Linked DNA regions of Homo sapiens: region 1 is linked to region 2. A link is an interaction called in ENCODE POLR2A ChIA-PET data of the cell type or tissue named here. Cell type or tissue: OCI-LY7. All regions are shown on one strand. Each heading gives the region's core, and the rest is flanking DNA. Links, peaks and the distances in the headings are about the cores only. Region 1 overlaps DAB2IP (DAB2 interacting protein). Region 2 overlaps TTLL11 (tubulin tyrosine ligase like 11).

Region 1 (8,524 bases), core at 1-2,500, 210 kb before region 2:
ACCCTGCCCAGAGGCCCCAGAGGGCGACTTGCCATGGCTGGAAGCGATAGTTTGCTTTCAGGAGTGTTTCTCGTCTTCTTGGACCTGGAGGTTGTGCCATGTGGTTACCTGCATGGAAGACGGTAATTTTCCACTTGTTTCCTGAAGGACACGGAAACCTTTAGATGTTGTCATCACTGTGTTTATTTAAGTCATTTTTGAAATTTCAGCTTGGAAGACACAGATTCAGCACGTGCCTTTCGGGAAGGGGAAGCCCTCCTAGGCTCACCTCTTAGATGCCGGCCCGGCCGAGAGGCCCCCTAATCTGTCCAGAAGAGCTGCCTGGGTGAGCACCACCCTTGGGAATGGGCCTCTGTGGCCTTGGACTTCTTAGTGACAACTTCGGCAAGATCCTGGGCCGGGCCGGAGGGGCTGCTCACTGGAGACCTGGCCATCTTCGGAAGCCAGATCTGGCTCCAGAGCCTCGGGGGTTGCAAGTGCCCAGAACCAGGTCAGCAGAGAGGCCTGCGCTCCCACCACAAAGGTCTGTTTGAAGTCCTGTGGGAGGGAGGACAGACACCACAAGGAAACTTCCTCCCCGGTGGGTGGGTCTCCAGCCAGGTATGGGGTCAGACAGGCTTTGGTCGGGCTGGAGGGTGAGGAGCTGTTTCTCCAATGAGGCCTGGTCCCAGGACTGAGTCCTCAGTGGGCAGGGCTTGTTGGTGTGCTGTGAAAGTGCAAGGCTTGGGGGACTGAATGGGGGACTCCCTTGGACATGGGAGGAAGAGTGAAGGTGGGGGCTGGGGTTGCTAAACTGGTTCCTCCTCCAGGGAAGCAAGCCCTGCCCTCCTGGAGCTTCCAACCTGGAGGTGGGGAGGTGGGCTGGGGGGAAGCTTTAGGGCACAGCTCAGAGAAGGCCAAGCAGGCAAGGTTGTGGGGCACCTGGAAGGTGGGTGTCCAGCGGCCTGGCTGCTGACCTAGGCTCAGGGAACCAGCATTTGGTGGGTGAGCTGTGAGGAACGGGCCTTGACCCTAGGCTGCAGGGCTAATGAGGGCCTTTAGCCAGAGGCTCCCAGCACAGGTGAGGGGGAAACTGCCGGTGCCCCTGTGCCCTCGCGCTCTCCCAGCCCTGCCTCTCTGAGACAGATTTAATAATCCATGTCTGTCTCTCTCTCTCTCAGTTAGTATTGCAGGAGGGAAGCTTTACTTCTAAAACTTTTATTGATCCAGACACTAATAAAAGTAAAGGGTTTTTTTTTCTTCTTTCCTGCTAGAGCAAAGAACATCAGACATCAGAGCCCTAAAACACAAATGTGTTTTCCTCCTCCCTAGATCTGGGAGGGAGTTGTGGGTTGGCCTTGTTCAGATCTAGCCTCTTCAAGAAGCCTCCCTAACTTCTCAGGCCTGCAGTCATCCACCTGTTCCAGAGCAGTTAAACGAAACTGCCACATGTGCCTCTGTCTGACCCCAGAAGGCTGGGCTGTCACAGAAGCTTTCCTTCCCACCTGAGGTCCCCAGGGTTAGGGAGAGACGCCATGGGAGGCATTCAAGACCTGGCTCTTGATTTCTTGTGTCTCTCAGGGTTTGGGGTTTGGTTCTTTGGCTGCTCTGGTCTTTGTTTTTGCATCTTGATTTCATCAGGACTTACTGAGCTCTTATACTGTGTCAGACCCTCTCTTAAGACACAGAAATACAACACGTAGAGCTTGGCCACACACAGCTTACCTTGTGATGGGAGAGGCAGATAAGAAATAAGCAGAGAAACAAAGTGATTCTGCTTTGGGAAACATAGTGAAGTTCCCCTACTGAAATGTGAGTCAGGGAATTTCTGTCTGCTTTGTTCAGCACCTGTGTTCCCAGTGCCTAAATAGTGCTTGGCACATAGTTTGCACTTAAATATTTGCTAGCTGCATGAGCAAGATGCTATGAAGGAAACAAGCCAAGTGTTCCACTAGGGAGTAATGGGGGCAGGGCAGGACCTGTTGTAGATGGAGCAGTCAGGGAAGGATTGAGTTGCAGAAGATGCCAGAAGCCTGCCAGTTTGCTGTTAGAGTGTGCTGGAGCAAGAACTCCTAGCCTAGGGAGCAGCAAGTACAAAGTCCTTGAGCAGGAAACAGAGACTTTGGTGTGTGTGGTGGGGGGCGTTGGGTGTTGCTGGATGAGGTCAGAGAGTAGGTAGGTCATGACTGCCAATGTCTTTCACCTGGGTAGCAGTTCAGATTTATTCAGTGCAGTGGGGAGTAATTGAAGGCTTTTAAGGTGAGGAGTTCAGTAATCTGATTTGCATTTCTGAAGGGTCCCTCTGACTCCCCTGGTAGGGGTAAGGGGAAGCCCAGTGGTTGGGGAGGCTGCCCGGACAGCAGGCTGCCTGGGGAAGATGGAGAGGAGTAAACAGGTATGAGGGATTTCAGAGGGGGTAGCAGCAGGATTTGTGTTGGATTGGATTCCAAAGGCCAGGGAAAGGAAGGGCTCCTGGCTTTGCTACTGAGGCTCCACGCTGGACATTTCAGACGTGAAGCTCCGAGAGGTGTCCCAGAGGCGCTGTCAGGCAAGCATGGAGACACATGGGTCCGGAGCTCAGAGGAGGATAGGGCTGGGGATGCACTTAGGAGTCGTGAGCATGCTGGAGGTATTTAGAGCTATGGGAGTGGAAAGAATCACCAAAGGAAAGTGTTGTGCTAAGGAAGTGTCTCCGAAACAGCCCTGAGGAGCTCCAGCACTGGGAGGAAAGGAGGTGAGGTGCTAGCAGCCTGTGAGAACAGAGGAAAGCTGGAGCAGGGTGGCCTGGGTTCACGGGGTAGTAAGGCACAGAAACTGGTTGACTTTGGCAACATGAAGGCCTTTGGTGTCCTCAAGGAGACCCAGTGGGGTCGGAACAGACAGGTGTGTTGAGTAGGAAAAGGAGGTGAGAAGGTGGCGGGGACAGCAGTGAGCAAAGAAGTGCGTGAGGACCCAGCTGGCCCAGGATGTTGAGGAGGGGAGGGCCAGGGAGGGGCCTGAATGTTCTCTGTCCACAGCGTAGGTTTACCAGCAGCAGCTGACCCAGTGGATCTCAGCCTGGAGATTCTGATTCAGGAGCGCCGATAGGCCCCCCACAGTGATCTTTCCCAGCTCTCTGAGCCCTCTCCACCCACTCTCTGGAAGGCTTGCTCACTGTGCCCTGTCACGTTTTTGGACTGAATGCTGAGTCTGTTGACCCTGTGTTCCCCCCGTCAGCCCCTTTCCTTACACCAGTCTCTCTGGGTCCACGGCCCCTAAATAAGAGTATCCTGGAGCCTGGCTTACCTCAAGTGTCTTTCCCAGAGCAGAGCTAGACTTCCTTTACACCAAGGGTATTTCTCTGGAAGGCTCCTTTATGTGTTTGGCTTCTGGAGAAGTTTGAGATGTTTTACACAATATTTTGGTGGCCAGGAGCTCTAACCCTCACCCCCAACAACCCTGCCCCAAGACTTTTTGCTGGCTCTGGGGAGGGTTCAGAATGCATCGGCTTGAGGGTGCAGGGTTGGCATACACAGCTGGAGATAACATAATGTCTGCTAGACGCCTGGTGGGTTTCAGTGTCTGTTGAATGAATGGCACTCAGATATTTGAGTTTGGGGTTCCCAGTTGCTTTGTTAAATGCTTTTCCTGGTTAACCAGTGTTTTTACATCTGTTATCTGCAGGGGATAGTGTATTACCTCATTTTATACATGAGGAAACTGAGACTCAGGAAAGTAAAAGGATTTGTCCAGGGTTCCACAGTTGCTAAATGACACGACCAGAATTGGAGCCTGGGCCTGCAAAACCCCCAAATTGGGCCTCTTCTTACTGACTAATCCTGGGGGTGAGGTAGTAAGGGTGGAGGTTAAGGCACCCAGGTCTCCTACTACCTCTCAAGAATAGTGGCCAGATGTTCTGCCAGGGCTCCAAGGCATTCCTTCTGCCTCCCACCCACCTGTTTCCTCTGATGCTCGACACCCCCTCCTCTCCCCACATGCGCACCAGATGCATTCGGCTCCAGGAAGATAGGATGAGGCAAGCCTTGAACCTTGTCAAACCTTGGGGATGCTTGCGGCAAAGCCTGTAGCTTTTGGGGAGGCTGTTTCTGCAACAGGCGTGTAGGGTGGCCCTATGGCTGATGCAGAACTCCCCATAGGTAAGGTGAGCTCAGCCGGATCACATGCCATGACCACACGTGAGCATGGAAGACAAACCCAGAGAGGTCTGGAGGCAGGGCCCCTCCCGGAGAGGCAAAGCCACTTATGCTGCCTCCTGACAGCCTGTGTGGCTTTAGGCTCTCGCTTCCCTCCTGCTCTGCCCCTCCTACTCACCCAGCAGACTTGCTTAGTCTGGGCTTGGGTAGCCGAGACAGGTTGTTTTCAGGCCTCAAAGGATTTGGGCCACAGCCCAGCCTTTCTCAGTGTTTCTCACCTTCTGTCCTTGTCTCCTTATGGGACGGAGCAGGCATCTGGAAGGTGGCAGAGGGGTGATCCTGCCTGGAAATCACTGAGGGTCCTTTTATAGAAAGAAACAGGCTGAGAGAAAGAAATGACTTGGCCACAGTCACTACCCAAGAGGCTAGTTTCCTGTTTGTGCCTCCAGCTATCCTGGGGCAGCTTCCTTCACCCCAGCTGAAAGCAGGCTTTTGTTACGCGCTCACTCTCAGCAAGGCTTTGTTCTGTATCCTCTCGGCAATCCTATGAGGTAAATAATATTATGTCCATTTTTGAGGAGGAAACAGAGAGGCCTAGGGAGGTGACTTAACCTGTCCAAGACCACACAGGTTACAAGTGGCAGAGTCCGGGTTTGAACATAGCCTGGCTTCAGAGCTCATTTTCTTTACCATCAGGCTACACATTCTGAAACTTATTTGGCTTCCAGGCATCACAGAAACAGAGTGAGGGTGCTAAATCCTTGAATGACTCAGCCCCTGTGGAGTTGGACCTGAAGACGCCTCCTGGCCTTGGCTTTTCTGACCAAAGATAGCCACACTGGGCAGGGCACGGTGGCTCATGCCTATAATCCCAGCACTTTGGGAGGCCAAGGTGGGTGGATCACCTGAGGTCAGGAATTTGAAACCAGCCTGACCAACATGGTGAAACCCCGTCTCTACTAAAAAAATACAAAATTAGCCAGGTGTGGTGGCCCATGCCTGTAATCCTAGCTACTCGGGAGGCTGAGGCAAGACAATCACTTGAACCCGGGAGGCAGAGGTTGTAGTGAGCTGAGATTGCGCCGTTGCACTCCAGCCTGGGCAACAAGTGTGAAACTCCATCTCAAAAAAAGAAGATAGCCACACAGCACCTACTGTGGGCCCAGCCACTCCAGGTGCCAGAATGGCCCACGCTTCTCTGAGGGTGCCGTAGACCAGGTGCTGAGACGCAGACAGTCCAGTCTCTCTTCCCTTCCTCTCCCCATCCCACTCCTATTCCAGTAACTAGGCAGGCCCTGCCCACCCTTGCCCCAGGAGAAGCTCCACTCTTGTGGACAGTGGAAGGGCCTCGGCCAGCTTGCCTGAGTCCTGGGCTTGGAAGGACGGTTGCCCCCATCTGCCTTGGTTCCCTGCACCTGCCTTTTCTTCCCCGCATCCTCCCTCTGACTGCCCGCTTTTCTCTGCTTTCACCTTCCCCTAGTGTTCCTCTTCTTTCGTGTTGTGTCAGAAGCCATGATTTCCAGTCTTCTCATCTGGAAGATGAAGGAAAAGATAGACCCGACCCCACAGGGTTCTGAGGCTCAAACTGAAAGCCTGGTGGTGGGGCACCTGTGACAGGTGAGACTCCTCATCTTGCCCCCTTCTTTCTTCATCATGAAGAAGAGACACTGGAGGATGTGGAGCAGTTGGGGCCTGTGGTCCAGGTGGGATGGAGCAGTCAGGGCCTCGTGGAGGGAGCAGGTGGGAGGAATACTCTGGCTGGGATGGACCTCACGGGGTGTGGCCCAGCTTTGCAGCTGACTTGCATGAAGTCCTGGCGAGCTGGGGAGCCCTTGCACCCTCAGCTTCCTCATCTGAAAGATGGGGCAATGGTAATGCCTGTCTGTGGAGTGGTGAGGAACAAATGAGACTGGGCCACAAAGTACCCAGTGCTGTGCCCAGCACATAGTGCCCAAAGAGGGCTGCTATCTCATCTCTTATTCCTGAGATTTAGCTTCCTTGTTTTGTTTTTGAGCTCTTTGGGACCTTCGTGGACTTTGAATTTTTACTATTGTTCATTGTGTCTAAAATCTTCCTCAGAAGCCGAGGGCCTCTAACCTGATCATGAATTTTGGAGTTTCGTTTTTTGTTTTTTTTTTCTTTCCTGTTTCCTGTATAGGAAAAAGGGACCTGTACCTTTAAGACCCCAGCAGGCCCAAGTAGGACACTGGCCCTTTAAAAGCACATTACAGAGAGTTGGAACATAGCCTTTGTTGAACTAGCCATGATTAGTCCCAGCGGACAGGGCTGGAGTGGCATGTCTGGGATCAGGGCGGGGCTAGGCTGGCCGGGGCCAGCCAGGAGCAGCGGACAGCAGGAAGGCTCGCCCGGCCACTCGGCTTCCCGAGCCTGGTGGCTATGCTGAGGGATGGTGAGTGGCCTGAGCGGAGCTTAGAATAAGAGAGGCTGGGAAAGCCAGGAGGGAGGCAGCCCCAGAGCCCAGGGAGACCTGAATGAGCTGGGCGGCAGCAGACACCCTCAGTGAGTGACTGTCACAGGAGCTGGTCCCAGGAGGGACTCCGGAGCACCCTGCCCCTCTACGCAGACATCCACTGCCGGCCCAGAATGTAGAAACGGTTAGGAGGGACCTGTGAAAAAGCGGGACACCAAGAAGAGCACTGTTGCTGTTTTTAGTTTTTAAAATAAGAGGAAGCCCAGTGTGAGTTGCTCTGTCCCCCAGGCGCGGTGTCCCCTGTGGTGTGCTCCGTTGAGAACTGGGAAATGCCAGGGACTGCTGACAAGTTTTCTGAGCTGAGGAGCTTGGCCTTTGCTCTGAGTGGCCGAACCTTTGGCTGGCTGGGTGGGGCTGCACTGGGGTTTGGGGGCCATGGTATCTCTGCCCCAGCTCCTCAGCAGAACTTTGTTTTTTCTTCTCCCTTCCTGCTTCCACTCCCTAGTCCATGGGGCCCAGGCCCACTGGGTGGGGTGGAGGCGGGTGGGAGACTGGGAAGACTGTGTCTGGGCCAGGAGCGTGTTTTGGCTCTGCTTGAATATTTGAAACAGTTGTCAGAAGCCAGATCACTTTGGTGTGGTAGCGTCTTTACTGGGCAAGTACCCATTTCTGAAAAAAAGTCAGAGGAAGGATTGGGCTTGTTACAGCCAAGTCTCAGTGCAGGTTGGTCCTAACCGCCTTCATTGCCACGGCTGGGGGCGGATGAGACTGCCTGCCAGTAGGTGTCCTCACTGTTTTACAGACAGCCACCCAGGAGGTGACAAAGGCAGGGCTCAGTACATTTCTGGTGACCCAGGCTTCCTGTAGTTACTTAAAAGTTGGTGCATTTGGTCATAGGATTTTTGTAGGTTTGGTGAAAACCTGAGGCATTGACGGGCAGTGAAGAGAGTTTGAAGTTAGAGCCGAAGTGCCAGGTGTCCTGTTCCACCCTTGTGCCTGTGAATCGTGACCTCAGGCAAGCTGTTTGACCTCTCTGAGCCTCTGCTTCAGAGCAGAGGGCGTGTGCATAGGCGCAAACCCTGGAGGGAGTTGTCAGTTCTGGGGGAGGCTTTGTGGAGGTGGTGGCCTTTGAGCCAGGCGTAGACGGATAGGCTGCTGGAGTGCAACCCCTTGAGCAGAGGCGTGCAGTTTAGCATGATGAGCCAGATAGGGCCAAGCAGGGCTGGCATGGCTGGGTTGGGACCTGGAAACGTAGCTTGGGAAGCTGGATTTTAAGTATGTTGCTTTCTCAGTTGGAATCCTGTGGGCCAGGTGGCAGATGACAGGGCTAGCTTAGCCTGGAGTCAGCCAGTGTGGAATGTGGGGGAAAAGGGCAGACGGTGAAGTCTGACACACTGGCCTTGGGAAGCCCCTGGAGGTGTCAGAGCCTCATTCTTTGCTGCAGTTAGCTGTGTGAGGGTCAGAGGTGCAGAGACAGCCCTACGTGCCCTTCCCAGGTATGTGGGCTCACTGTGGTGTGGTGGGTGAGCAGGTACTTGAGAGCCACAGGTGGCTTTGGTGCATGGTCACTGGCAGCAGGAGGAACTCAGCAGCCACACTCCTGGTTTTCTTTGACATGGTGTCTGAGTTTCTGCCCGTGCCAGTGGCCTGGAACCCTGTGGCTTACTGAGAGCCACTTTCCTGCTGTCTTGCTGCTGCTGAACACTCCTGGTTGTCTCCTGCTAGTTACAGCCTGAGAAGCAGCTGCTCTGGTGCCCCACGCAGACTTCCAGACCTCAGGCTTTGGGAGGAATGGGCAGCTGACATCCCTAGGCCCATAGCCCCACATGCTCCTGCAGACATAGTGGAGGCGCTCAGTGGCTGTGCTGGTGGCTGGATCAACTCTGCCCAGGATTGGGGCGGGGCGGGGGTGGGGGGTGGGGTGCCTTAGCATGATACATCTTCAGCAAATTGTGCCAGGAGGCAAGGGCAACCCACTTGA
Region 2 (9,133 bases), core at 2,918-5,417:
GTAGTAAAAGTAAAAGAACATAGTGATTCTCTGGGGGTAGGGGGAGAAGGATGTCATAGCAGTAGATGATTTATTTTTTAAAAAAGCACAAGAGTGAGAGATCCAAAGTAGATATGGCAAAACTGTTCATATCTGCAGAATCTTGGTGGGGAGTGCATACATATTCATTATATTGTTTTCTGAAAGTTTAAAATGTTTCATAATAATTTTTTTGTAATTTTATAAAAGCAAGAACAAAACAAAACTTCAGACCCCAGCACTGAGATAATCGCTGGTGCTCATCGTACCCCATTTCCTGCACCCAGCCCAGCCTGCAGACAGCAGGTAAGGCACCTCCGCGATGCAGTGACGGCTCTGAAGAGCCGTCCAGGCTTCAGCTGCTTGTATGCATTCGCTCAGCAAGGAGAGGATGAAGGCAGCAGAAGGCAGAGGGGAGCAGGGAAAGAGGCTGGGGGAGGGCTGGTGAGGACGAGAGGTGAGTGAATCTCTTGTACTACCTGAAAAGGTGACTGCCGAGAAAGGACAAATGTCTTCCCTCCTCCAGCGTTCTGAGAGGACTGCCTTGCCTTCCTTCGTTACTGGAACATGACAACCCAGCTCATTCTCAGATATTTCAACAATGGCACAGGTCAAACATTTATCCAGTCTCTCAAGGCTCAGCTTACAAGCAAAGGGCTTGTAATAGCTGTGTTATATTTTTTGAATCTTGTTTGATTCATAGTCATAAATCCTCTTTTCTAAATTAGGTGAAATTATGGGAAGCCTACAGGCTCTTCCCTCACCCTCCATCTCTAAAACTCTCTCTCTCCCTCCCTTGGATTTCTAACCATCTGTGATCTATAACTTTCTCTCTTTTTTTTTTTTGAGATGGAATCTCGCTCTGTTGCCCAGGCTGGAGTGCAGTGGTATGATCTCGGCTCACCACAACCTCTGCCTCCCAGGTTCAAGCGATTCTCCTGCCTCAGCCTCCCGAGTAGTTGGAACTATAGGCACACGCTACCCTGACCAGCTAATTTTTGTATTTTTAGTGGAGACGGGGTTTCACTATGTTGGGTTTCACTATGTCTCGAACTCCTGACCTCATGATCTGCCCACCTCAGCCTCCCAAAGTGCTGGGATTACAGGCATGAGCCACCATGCCCAGCCGACTTTCTCTCTCTTGATTTATCCTCCTCCTTCACTCACCCACACACAATCATCCACCACAGGAGAGGTAAAACACCATTTCTTACTCTACTCCGAAACTCTGTTTCTAGCTCACTGCATGGTAGAGAGCAGGCTCCATAGGACATTTGCTGATCTCCTCTTTTTCTATTTCATATAAACTGGAAATATAATTTTAATTAGATTACTAACTTCTTAAGGCATGCTTCAACTCTAATTAAACAAAGAGGTCTTTATTCACCATCAAACCTAGAAACATTGGCTAAAGGTAGCAGGAAAGCTGGAGGCTCCTGAGAACTCCAATTAAGGCAGAAGCCGGCTATATTTGGGAGCCAATTAATTTCACAATGTCGAAAACTAACACGTTTAAGATTCTACCGTTCACATCCATTTTTCTCCATGAAAACGTTTTAACTGTGTTGTGCCTGTCATCATCTTACCCAGAGTGTCTGTAAAAACTTTCATGTAAGGAAGACCTCAGGATTGCTAGATATAACCAAAGGCTTACTCTTTACCTTCTAAAATTGCAGTCAATTTTAAGACACTTTCAAGTCAATCCGCGTTCATCACCAAAGTGAGCCCTGAGTACTGCAAAATGCCTTTTGCACTGGCTTCTAAATGAAGTGGAGGTGGGAGCTGCTTTCCTCCTCTACCCTCCTCTCTTGGGCTTTCCACTGGTGGACTCACCTTCCGCTATGACCTCAACTACTATTGACAGGCTGATGGCTATGAAATCAGTGGTGATGGTGACAACAGTGATGACAACAGCCGACATTTGCGGAGCATTGACACGTGTCTTAAAGTCAACCTGTCTAAAACTGGACTTCTTTTCTTCTCCTGGAATCTATTCTTCCTGTTGCATTTCTCATGTTAATTCATTGTTTCATTGTCAACCGCATCATTCTTGAGTTTCTCAACTTCTTAGCTCATCAGATCCCACTGATTTCTCCCGCCTGCTGAGTAGAACTAGGAATGATGGTCTCTCTGATCAATTCTTTCCCAGCTCCCCTGCCCAGTGCTTTTGTTCAGAGGGCACACTTCTCATCTGCCAACTGGCCCTGCAGCCTTCTAGTTCTCCCTGACCCTGCTCATCTTCGGGACTGTCCCCCAGGGATATTTGTGTGGCACGGATCAGTACTCCTCTGTGTTCCCTGCCTCTGCCCAGTCGCTCAGGCCAAAATCCCAAGAGTATCCTTGATTCCTCTCTCCCTCTTCTCCCTCATTGTACCCAGCAGGAATCCTGCCACCCCTGCCTCCAAACACTCTGACCCTTCCCTCTTTCTCTTTCCCCACTGCTGCAGAGATTGTTCAAGCCATCACCATGCCTCCTGCAGGCCTCAAAATAACCAGGAAGGGCAAGAATAACCTGCCCTTCTCCCATGCAGTCCACAGAGTAGCCAAAAAGCAGCTCATGTCAACTTAACCCTAGAATCAAATCTATACTCTTACTCCAGCCTCTGCCATTCAGCCCCCAGCATCATCTACCATTCCTGCTCTTGCCCACCAACTCAGCCATGTTACCTTTGTGTCTGGTGAACTTCAAATGCACCAGACTCACCCTGCCTTAGGGCCTCTGTGCCAGCTGTTCCTGCTGCCTGACAGATTTTCCCTCAGCTCCTTGCATGTCCTCTCTGACACTCAGGTCTCAATTCCAATGTCACCTTCACAGTCAGGCCGCTTCTCTGATCATCCATTCTCAAATAGTTTCCCAGGCACTAACACATCGTCTTGGCCCTTCACTGTTGACTTATTTGCTCACTTGTGTATTTTATGTCTCCCTCTGTTGAAATGTAAGCTGTTTGAAAGCGGGGACCTCGCGATGAGCATCTTTCCTCTACTGTAACCCTGTAACCCCAGCTCCTAGAAGAGTGCCCGGTACACAGTGATTGCTCAATACATGTTTGTAGAGTGTTGAATGAATAAACAGGGATGTCACTCTAGTTAAAAACACCCTATTTTTCCTACTGCCATGGAATCTAGTCTGATCTCTGAGCCTGACATTCAGGCTCTCGCAGTCTAGTTCTGACCTGCCAAAATTAACCTCCTGCTACTCCCTCCCTCCTCACGTTTCTAATCTGTCTTATTTTTTTTTTTTTTTTTTTTTTTGCCTGAATATAGCGAGTGCTTTCACACTTTCCTGCCTTTGCAAATTTGGTTCTCACTGCCTGATGATTTTCCCTTTCTCTGTCTGATGAGCTTCTCTCATTCTGCAACAACCAAGCTCCAACATCCCCTCATTCAAGAAGGTGCAACCAAGTGCCCCCAAGCAAGGGAGCTGTTCGCTGTTCCCACGCCCTTTCATGCCGGCGTATCAGACTTGGGATGGCGTACAGTAGACCCTTGGCGCTGGCAGTCCTGAAGGTCACGTGGCATGTGAGATGTGAATGAAGATAACAATCCTAATCACACGATCGTGAAATGAGATGATGAGTGCAAAACGCCTTGGGTGACCTTGACTCACCCCCATCCGGAGGCAGGTTTGAATTAACAAGTTACTTAAGTAGTGAGTGAGCACCGCTGACCAATGAATATGTGCATAACAGCAGTCAATTTAGGGATTCCCAAAGGTTTCTGGACATGAGCCTGGTGACAGTCAAGGGCCAACTGTATTATAATTACTTATGTATCTTTTTCTCCCTTCTCAGAAACAGGCATGAGTAGCCTGGCTCTTCTTAGGCGTACGGACCGTAACAGACACTAAGATAAAGGTTTGTTGCATCAATAACTGAAATAAGATCTATGTGGATGTGTGAGTCCGTGAATGCAGGAAAGACTCACCACTTCCCCCAAACACTTACCTCTCCCACTTGTTAATGCCCAAATTATTTTACCGAGGGACAAAACCTTTTATTTTACAATGGAAGATCATTTAGGCCTCAGCAAAATGACAAACTGCTACATTTCTCAGATCTTCATGGTTGCTCAAGAATGATCAAAATAGTAAATGTTACACCTGCAGGTGTCTAGAAGCCAGAGCTTGTATCTATTTTGTTTAAACATCTGTCTCTCCACTCTCCAGTGAGCACCTCAAGAAAAACATGATGTCTCACTGTTCCCATCACTGTCCCCATCATCATACTTACTGGCCTCATTGCACTTGTTTTCTTTCTTTGTATACTCATGTGATGCCTACCTACCTCCTTTGAAATCCAGGCTTCGTGGGAATAGACCATGTAGGTTAGCCTTACAGGTCTATCCCCCTGTGCACCCCACACAGGAGATGCTCAGAAAATGTTTGTTGAATAAGTGAATGAATGATTCTATAAGACTGCCCATTTCTTTCTTCATGTCTGATCAAAGAAAACTCAATCCTTGTATTATGAATAGCTAACAGTGAGAGAGTCAAAACCCAGATTAATGGACATTTACAAATTCCTGATCAAAAGTGATTTTATACAATTGCATTTTCCTGGAAGGAAGAACAGACTATGACCAAATTAACAAAATGATAAAAATAGCATAGGAAGGCTGGTTGCACCATGAATAATCATTGAAGGACTAAACTTTTGCCCTTGGGGTAATTTTAGAATTTGGGACTTCACTAGTATAGCAAGAAAATATTGAGTTCCGGGCCTGGTGCGGTGGCTCACGCCTGTAATCTCAGCACTTTGGGAGGCCAAGGCGGGCAGATCATTTGAGATCAGAAGTTTGAGACCAGCCCGGCCAACATGACGAATCCCCGCCTCCACTAAAAACACAAAAATTAGCTGGGCATGGTGGCAGGCACCTGTAGTCTCAGCTACTTGGGAAGCTGAGGCAGGAGAATCACTTGAATCCAGGGGGCGGAGGTTGCAGTGAGCCGAGATCGCGCCACTGCACCCAGCCTGGGTGACAGAGTGAGACTCCATCTCAAAAAAAAAGGAAAAGAAAATATTGAGTTCCTTTAAGTGAATTGACAGTAATGGTGTTTTGTTTAATACATAATATACTTAAGCTATATTTTCAAATTATTTTTATTATTTTCCAGATGCTTTTAAACAAAAATACAAATTCCTATGTCATAAAGCGTGGTCCATTGGCAAATGGAAATCAATAAGCAAGTGACAGTGAAGAAGCTATTGAAAAGAACAAGGACATAGGCCAGCCCCAGGTTGAATTCCAGCCTGGCCCACACTGGCTATGTGACTTTAGGCAGTGACTCAGTTCTCTGAGACCAGGCTTCCTCTTCTGGAAAAGCAGTATTTGCAAAATCCCGTGAGAAATCGACAAGATAATAACATTTGCAAAGAACCCACACTGCTCTGGGCACCATAAATAGTAACAGTAATGTGTAACAATAACATTCATCTCAGAAAAATGTGGCATCAGCAAAGAACTGGAAATGCTTGTTTTCAGGGTTAAAAAAATACCATTAGTGTTTCTTCACTAAATAAACTAGTAATTTTAGTAGCCCAATCTGGAGGCCTGTGGTTTAACAAGCAACTAATTAGAAACTGGTGCTCCCTAAGCGCTGAGTGACACCTGCTTTTAAAACTGTACCCACAGAGAGGAGTCGGGTGCAAGGGACAGTTGCTGGCTGTGCTGTCTCCGGAAAATACAGCTTAGGAGCAAATCCCAGATGATCTCTTTTAATAAAATCTTCTCTGAAAAATACATGGGTTAATAATATGAACAAAGGAGGTTTGCTGAGGTCCCATCAGTTTAATTCCACCCAGTATCAGATTATTCCTGCCAGGATGGGCTGTGAAAATAATGAAAGCAATAATTAAAAGTAAATTATGCAAATGGCAAGGGCAGGAATGGTAGATTGGGAGATTGCTCGGAAGGAAGAGTGATTTGATCTGATCTGTTCAAGGAGCCGACCACAATGATGCTCTTACCCACCCACTGAGCATGCCTCTGCCATTCCTCCTCTAAAGTGTCCACGAGGTCCTCCTCTCTGCCCACAGGGCAGATCTAAAGCTCCTTAACCTGGCATTCAAGGTCCTTTATAGTCCAAATCCCTGCCAATCCTTCCAAATTCATTCCCTCTGCTTCCTACACCACCCCTTCCATCTATACCGAACTACTTACAATTTTCCAAACTCACTCTACATTTAATGATTCCATTCAGGACAGTATTGGAGAGAAAATTTATTTTAAAAGTCAATGTCCATGTCCCTTAAAGAAAGTGATCCACAATTTAACAACCATGGATAAATCCTGCCATGGGAACTGAATCTCCCTGTGAAATTTCTGGAAATTACAAACACACTCCACTTCCCTGGAAAGTCACCCTTTCAAAAACTTATCCCTCTAAGTCACAGTCCTGAACATGGAGGTAAGATAGAATCGCCTCCCATCCACCCATCCTTCCTTCCATCTTTCGAAAATATAAAAAAAACTCTATGTGCCAGGCCCCATGCCAAATGCCAAGGGCATGAATGCATCCGATGTGGTTCTGAGCCTTGAAGAGCTCACAGGATGTTTAAACCATAAATCCAGCATTCCTTCTGCTGGGTTCATAACGGGCACTAAATAAGTATTTGTTGAATTAAGACAAACAGGTAAACTAATAATGACAATATAATACAGGAACTACTGTGCCAGAGTGGACACACAGAGTGCCCTGGGCCTGGGGGTGAGATGTGCAAAGGCATAGAGGCATCAAAAAGCGTGGCATGCTTGGGGGTCTCAACAAGCCGACAGGAGCTGGGGAATGAGATAGGGAGAGAATGGTGGGTAGAATCCCAGAATCCTTTGCTCCTGGGCCCCCTTCCCCTGGCATGACCTCATCAGTTTCCACTTAAGATCCACACAGGCACAAAACACGCACACAGCCCTCTGGTTTTGCCACAGCTCATGGCCGACTAGGCAAAGCAGGTGGGGCTTACAGAGGCAGGGGCTTTGACCACGGGAATCATACCTGGGGCCAGCCTTCAAGATTTAGGAAGACGAAAAAGTTCTTGTGCAAAAAACAGTTACCAGGTTACCACACAGTACAACAGGCTGGGAAGGCTATCCTGTAACCCCTGCTGTGTGCTAAGCCCGCTGACTTATTTTGGAGGTGACAGGCATGCTCACTACCCACAAGTGTCCGTCAGGACCAGTGGTCCTCAAACGTGATTTGCATATTTGAATCACTGGTGTTTCAAAGAGTGTTCTTTTAATTTTTTTAAAACCATGTTCAGGCTCCACCCCCAGAAATTCTGGTTTAATTGGTCTGAGGTGGAGCCCAGGCAGAGAAGTTCCCTATTGGTTCCAATATGCAGCTGAGCTTGAGAACCACTGTTTCTGGGATTTTCCAGGGTCCCCACTCAGCCTACCCCCATTCATTAGATCACCTGCTTGGCCCTGACAGCACTTGGGACCCCTGACCTCTGCCGCCTTCTCTGGTCCTCACTATCCCTCATGGTGTGGTCATGTTTAGCTCAATTTATACATAGAAACTCAGATTAAAGATCCTGTTCCAGGTAGCCCAGCTCTCAAGCAGAAAAATGGGGACTAAAACCAGGTATGTCCAGGTCTAACAACCACGTCCTTTCCACAGTGCTACGCTGCTTCCTTGCAGAGCTGAGCTCAAGCTGTCCATAAATATTCAGGAGTCTTTTGAGCTGGTTGTTAAAAACCACTGATAGCCTGAAATTAGCTGTGGTGGGAATATTTACACCATGGAAATAGACAAACACTACCCATCAGGAAGTGTTTTGTTTTGTTTTTTGAAACCAGTTTGCCAGCACACCTCTTAATTCCAAGGCACCAAGAAAAAAGAAAAAATATCAAATTATGTTCCTTCAATTTCAGGAAGCAGCTGTATCATGCATTTTAGGAAGATTTCAACTCCAAATAGTTAAAATTGAAAGAGCTTTTTGAGTTTAGAGAGATAAACCTCAAGTGTGCGAAAAATATACACCTGTAATTTTTATCAAGATGCCACATGGGTACAGATGCATTCTGCATGCTGCTATGGGTTGGGTGCATTTGACTTAAAGTCACTTAGTGTCAGTGAAAAAGGAAAATACAAGTGTAGAACAAGGTCCCTGGAAGTGCTCCCTATCTCAGCCACAGAGAGCATAATAGAAAATGTTCTCTGAAACAAGCCACCTGGCAGCCCACCTCTGCCTCAGATACCTTGATATGTGGAGTTTCAATATTGGAATGCTGGATGGGAGCCTCCTATTACAGAATAACAAGAGAGACTAACAGAAGTTACTTACCCCCCAGGATCTCCAGTACCCCCGCGGAGCTCAGCTTTAAGTGGTCCCCACTGAACAAAGAACTGTGACATTTCTCTCCCCAGCATGGTTCCTCTAACAGCAGGGCTCGATAGCTACAAAGCCTGGTTATGCTGGTGCCGTGCTTTTGGAGGATGGAAGGAGATTGTAAATTGAAAAGGAATAAAGAAAACTACCATTTACTGACTGTCTACTCTGCAACTAGGCACTGAGCTAGACACTCTCAGACCTGGCACTAGAATTGACACTTACTGAATAACTATTACATGTCAAGCCCTATTCCAGGCCCTTAGCTACATTAGCTCATTGCATCCTCTTAATAACCCTGTGAAGTGGCTCCAATCATCCCTATTTTACAGAGGAGAACATAGAGATGTAGATAGCTGAAAGCATTTCCTAAGTTAACACAACCGGAACATGGCAGGCAGGACCAGAACCAAAGCAATGATCCTGGGGCTGCTCTTCTGAGAAATGGAAATGCTTCTGGCAGACAGGGAATTGTCACTGACTTGAACTCTAGTCTTCGGGTATTCAGTAGTTACCAGAAAACTAACCATGAACCTCAATATCACAGTGACAGAAAAAATGTTTCTTACATATGTTTCTGTAATTAGCAAATTATAGAAACGATTTGTAGGTAGCTACTGTTCATCAAGTAATATCTACCACCTCTGGGAACTCTGCCAGTCACTTGATGATGGTGATTACATGCCGCTCTCCAAGCCCTTCCATACGCCCGGCACAGGACTAAACAAGCATTTAACATCGATCCTTGTAATGACTGGATGAGGTAGGTATGGTCCCAGTTTACAGAT

What was found. Peaks named below come from ENCODE experiments on the same cell type or tissue, not always from the same donor. Only the 100,000 strongest peaks of a DNase experiment are listed, where the experiment ranks them.
Region 1: POLR2A ChIA-PET joins it to region 2 with 5 read pairs; 2 of 35 experiments call an interaction of 5 or more read pairs at or near these places.

The regions. Positions count from the first base shown.
Region 1 is chr9:121,737,193-121,745,716 of GRCh38, forward strand. All of the region lies in intron 3 of DAB2IP (DAB2 interacting protein), which reads left to right. Among named protein-coding and RNA genes, the nearest start is that of DAB2IP, 90 kb to the left of the region's middle. RefSeq lists enhancers at 677-1,453, 5,470-6,169. In OCI-LY7, for the core only: no CTCF peak of the experiment used is centred there; a DNase peak (open chromatin) is centred at 1,419; H3K27ac peaks cover 844 bases.
Region 2 is chr9:121,939,492-121,948,624 of GRCh38, forward strand. All of the region lies in intron 6 of TTLL11 (tubulin tyrosine ligase like 11), which reads right to left. Among named protein-coding and RNA genes, the nearest start is that of TTLL11, 150 kb to the right of the region's middle. In OCI-LY7, for the core only: no CTCF peak of the experiment used is centred there; DNase peaks (open chromatin) are centred at 3,600, 4,160 and 4,692; H3K4me3 peaks cover 2,259 bases; H3K27ac peaks cover 2,500 bases.